Regions from separate parts of the Homo sapiens genome. Here region 1 is linked to region 2. A link is a loop called in an ENCODE intact Hi-C map of the cell type or tissue named here. Cell type or tissue: Caco-2. All regions are shown on one strand.

Region 1 (2,500 bases), 490 kb after region 2:
TTCGTACCTTAAGTGGCCACAGCCTCTTCTTCCTGTACCTACCTGCAGCCCCGAGTTCAGACCACCAAGTGGATGGGGTGTGGGTAAAGACAGCCAGGAAGCTTGTCACAGCTGGGTCTGTTTTTTATATTTATAGGAAACAAGGTGGCTTCAGAAAGGACCCTGACGGTCTGGGAGACCCTCTTGCTCGGTTCAGGGCAGGCTTCCTCCCCTAGAATCCTAACAGGCAGTCCTATCCTTGGTCTGTATCTTCCCAGAGACAGACAGCTCACTATCTTGAAGAATTAACCTTGAGCCTAAAAAGTTCTCATGTCCCATGAATCGCTTCTGCCTCAGCATTTTCAGAGTGAAGAACAATAAGGACGGGTACCTTCCCTCATACTCCAGACCTTTTAGTGACCCTAGGCTGTGTTCTCAGTCATCCGACCTCCGCAACGCAGGGAGGAGACGGTATCTTGGATAGTTGAAAGGCAACTGGGTGTGGTTTGTTTATCTCTGGCATTCACAAGCTGGGCAGCTGGTGCCTTCACCTGCTCTGTGGACACAGCCCTCAAAGCCTCTTGGTTTGCAAAGGAAAGGCAGTCTCTCTTTCAGTGTTTTTGTTTGTTTGCTCCTTAGCATGAGAAATTAAAATAAAGCCCTCCTTTTTTAGTTGAATATTAACCCACTTCCCCTTTCCTTTTCCCCATCATGCTTTTATTCTGTCCTTCTCTGACCATCACTCAGTCTCTCTCTTCGGAGGGATCCTTCCTTTTTTGCTTGTCTTTCACTCTCCTTGTCTCTTTCCTCTTCTTTGTACCTGTCTCTTTCCACGGACTACATTCCGTATTACTTATCCTGCAGGTCTAGATGGAATGTGTGCCTTGTTCCTAGAGTAATGGCAGTGCCAATTATTCATCCCAAAATGACTGGGCTTAAGCCAATTGGAGTGGAATCCACAGATTGAGTCACCAACACTTAGGCAAGCGTTGAGGAGACGGAATGGTGGTAAATTCCAGGATGCTTTTAGGCGGCAAAGGAAGGAGTCCCCAAATTAGTGCCACCTAGCGGTTTGCTAGAGTAAGGTCTGCAGCCCAGGTCATCGAACGCACAGAGGAAGGTAATGTTTGGTTTTGTAAATATATTCTTCTTCCATGGCATGGCAGTCCCTGTGCCCTGCAAAGTGTTTTGTCATGATCTTGTTGAATCCTCACATATTGTAATCTCCCTGGAGTGAGGCACCGAGGGATGAAATAATGAGTGGGACTGGGATTCTAACCCTTGCTCCAAAGCTATTAATAGTACTCTTTCCACAACACACACGAAGGAAACTAGAAAGCTACAGAGATGCAGTTTGTACAATTTGGACACCAGAATTTAGCAGGAGTAATACTTTCTCATGATTTTGAGTAGATGCCAAGATGTTCAGAAATGATGTAAGAGAAAGGTTTCATAAATTTAAAGTTGGACAGTAGTGCATGTTTTAGATAGATGGACTTCTATTTCCACAGTTAAAATTGACAGAATGTATAAGATCCACATCTGTTTATAATAAATACAGTATCTCCCTAATACTTCATTTTTTAAGTGGAAAGAGTGTTGACATTTCTGGTCCCAGAATTGTGTTCAGCTCTTTTTTTTTTTTTTTTGGAGAGGCGGAGTCTCACTCTATTGCCCAGGCTGGAGTGCGGTGGCATGATGTTGGCTCACTGCAACCTCTGCCTCCCAGATTCAAGCAATTCTCCTGCCTCAGCCTCCTGAGTAGCTGGGATTACAGATGCCCGCCACCATGCCCAGCTAATTTTTTGTATTTTTAGTAGAGACAGGGTTCTGCCATCTTGGTCAGGCTGGTCTTGAACTCCTGACCTCAGGTGATCCACCTGCCTTGGCCTTCCAAAGGGCTGGGATTACAGGTATGAGCCACCGCACCCAGCTGTGTTCAGCTCTTTTTTCCATCAACAGTGAAAAGAAAATACCACCTCCACCATTGTGGTTTTTGAGATTATTGAAGTCAATTAAATGTCAACATTTACCAAAAAATAACCAAAAAAAGATAGGCTGCTTTAGATGAAATAGCATTGAAGTTTATTAAACTTAGACAACAGAAGACTCTTGTGTAAATCCACATAAACAAAACCAGAAGTTCCCTCAGAAGACCCTCACCCGGATGTACAGGTGGAGTCTAGTGGTCTTTGAACTAAATGTGAGAATCACTGGGCCAGAGGCCTGGCCTGAGTGTAAGAAAGAGGTTAAGAATGGATTCTGTGAACTTCCAGGTTGCCATGAAGGTCTCTCAAAGGCTTTTGCCTCAGGGCCCGTCTCTCTGTGGCCCTGAGGAGAAGTAGCCTTCTGCGCAGCTGCCAACCAGGCCCTGGGAGGCACAGAAAGGGTTCTTTCTCACATCTAGCCTCACAGGGGCCCTGCTAGACCCCACAGGACATATTTATGGCTGTCCTCTTTCCTGCTATGAGGGGAAGAGAAGTCTTCCTCATTGTGCTTGTGTTGATAGCCTAGCACCCTG
Region 2 (2,500 bases):
AAACTTGCTTTATTTTAAACTTCTTTATAGAGTATTTAGATTTGCTTTTGATCTTTAAAATGACCATTTGTCTAAAATTTCCGGTGTTCTTCTTCATTCCCATCACATCTGCCAACCTGCCAGCTTCACAGGCACCATCTCTGCCTTCCCACCTGTGACAAGGGACAACCTTGGGGCCCCTGTGTGCCAGATCCCTGTCTCTCACCTTCTTAAACACAGTCTCCAACAATGGTTCCCCAAACCAAACCAATTCCCCACTCATCATTTCCATCAGCAAACAAACATTCTCTCCTATTCTGTTAAAGACCCTTCCTGGACCCCAGTGCTCCCTCCAGCCACTACCCCATTTTTCTGCTGCTCTTTGCAAACAGCTCCTCAGAATAGCTACCTGTCTACTGTTTTATAGCTTAGGAACCTACTGAAGTCCAGAAAGTTGAAATCATTTACTCGCACAGTGATTAAGCGCAAAGAAGCATTAAGAGCAGATACAGGGCCGGGGGCAGTGGCTCACGCCTATAATCCCAGCACTTTGGGAGGCCAAGGCAGGCAGATGACTTGAGGTCAGGAGTTTGAGACAAGCTTGGCCAACAAGGCAAAATCCCATCTCTACTAAAAATATAAAAATTAGCCGGGCGTGGTAGCACATGCCTGTAGTTCCAGCTACTCAGGAGGCTGAGGCAGGAGAATCGCTTGAACGCAGGAGGTGCAGAGCGCAGTGAGCCGAGGCTGCACCACTGCACTCCAGCCTGGCAACAGAGCAAGATTCTGTCTCAAAAAAAAAAAAAAAAAAAAAAAAGAGCAGATGCAGGTCATAAATTTTAGCCTCTGATAACACTAAGTGATACCTTTTTTCCTATTGGTAATAACAATAGAAAAACCCACAATCTCTAAATAAAGCCAATTGCAAACACTCATATTTGGAGAACAACTTATAGAGTACAAAAGATTTTCACGTGCCTTATCTCATTGGATTTTCATAACATCTCTGTAAGTTGGGTAAGTTGTTAAAGCTCCATCTTATCTTAATGAGAAAACTAAGGCCCAGACTTGCTGGATAACGGGGCACAGCAGGGAGGCTGCAGTGAGGCTGAGTATGAAGCCTACACACCAGCTGATATCTGCATGAACTCTGGCTAGTAGCTCAATCTCTTTCTGCCTTGGTTTCACATGTGTAAAATGGGTCCACCTCCCCGGGATGTTGAGATGTTTAAATAAGTTCATGCAGAAAGCTTGGAACCAGTGATTGACTCATAGTAAGTTTTAAGGATAGTATTAGCATTAAGTGACCACTGGGGGACAGGCACTCTACTAGTCTTATAAATAAAATGCTGCAACTCAACCATGCAGGTAATTCAACCCCGGCTAATTCTCATTTTAGCTAAAAACTCAGACAACATATGACATCAAGTCATTAATATTTGACATAGGCTGGGTGCGGTGGCTCATGCCTATAATCCCAGCACTTTTGAAGGCTGAGGAGGGTGGATCACCAAAGGTTAGGAGTTCAAAACTAGCCTGGCCAACATGGTGAAACCCCATCTCTACTAAAAATACAAAAATTAGCTAGGCATGGTGGTGGGCACCTGTAATCCCAGCTACTCAGGAGGCTGAGGCAGGAGAATCACTTGAGCCCAGGAGGCAGAGGTTGCAGTAAGCAGAGATTGCGCCACCGCACTCCAGCCTGGGCAACAGAGCAAGACTCTGTCTCAAACAAACAAACAAACAAACAAACAAAATATATATATATATATTTGAAATAAAACAACTGAGTAAAAATACTGAAATATATTTTGCATCCTATGGGTTACTTGTTTTAAGAAAAACTATTGGCCAGGTGCAGTGGCTCACAGCTGTAATCCCAGCACTTTGGGAGGCCGAGGTGGGTGAATCTCGAGGTCAAGAGATCGAGACCATCCTGGCCAACATGGTGAAACCCCTCTCTACTAAAAATACAAAAATTATCTGGGCATGGTGGCTTGTGCCTATAATCCCAGCTACTTGGGAGGCTGAGGCAGGAGAATTGCTTGAACCCGGGAGGCGGAGGTTGCAGTGAGCTGAGATCGCGCCACTGACCTCCAGCCTAGTGACAGGCGAGACTTCGTCTCAAAAAAAAAAAAAAAAAAAAGAGAAACTGTTGAACTCATGCCAGTGGTTTTCTGATTTAATTAAACTTACTTACCTTTTTGGATCTTCCCAGCTTCAATGTAAGGGGTGAGAAATAATGGCTGTCCTGAGTCTCCCTTAGGTGGCATGGAAACACTTCTGTATAGGGAGCGAAACAGCCCATCACAGGGGCCAGGCATCAACAGGACCAGCGAAACAATCACCTTCCACATGGCACCAACCATCTCTCAGGGTCTAGGATAAAAACAGCATTCCAAAAATGAATCATAAGAGTAAATATTTACCTGGCCCTTTTACATGCAAGAAATTCATTTATTCACTTAAAAAAAATATTGTGTGTAAAGGCCCTCTGCAAGGACCTTGGATAGCACCATAA

What was found. A loop is a pair of places that touch in the nucleus more often than their neighbours do. Peaks named below come from ENCODE experiments on the same cell type or tissue, not always from the same donor. Only the 100,000 strongest peaks of a DNase experiment are listed, where the experiment ranks them.
Region 1: it touches region 2 in a loop (3-fold over the local background); 2 of 110 quality-filtered maps call a loop at or near these places.

What each region holds. Positions count from the first base shown.
Region 1 is chr7:29,608,906-29,611,405 of GRCh38, forward strand. No RefSeq gene overlaps it. Among named protein-coding and RNA genes, the nearest start is that of PRR15, 46 kb to the left of the region's middle. In Caco-2, CTCF peaks have their summits at 1,028 (motif pointing left) and 1,230; DNase peaks (open chromatin) are centred at 486 and 1,006; H3K4me3 peaks cover 188 bases.
Region 2 is chr7:29,118,714-29,121,213 of GRCh38, forward strand. CPVL (carboxypeptidase vitellogenic like) reads right to left here. Exons shown (of 13, transcript NM_031311.5): 2 at 2,180-2,358. The coding sequence starts at 2,348. Among named protein-coding and RNA genes, the nearest start is that of CPVL, 27 kb to the right of the region's middle. In Caco-2, a CTCF peak has its summit at 1,295; no DNase peak of the experiment used is centred here.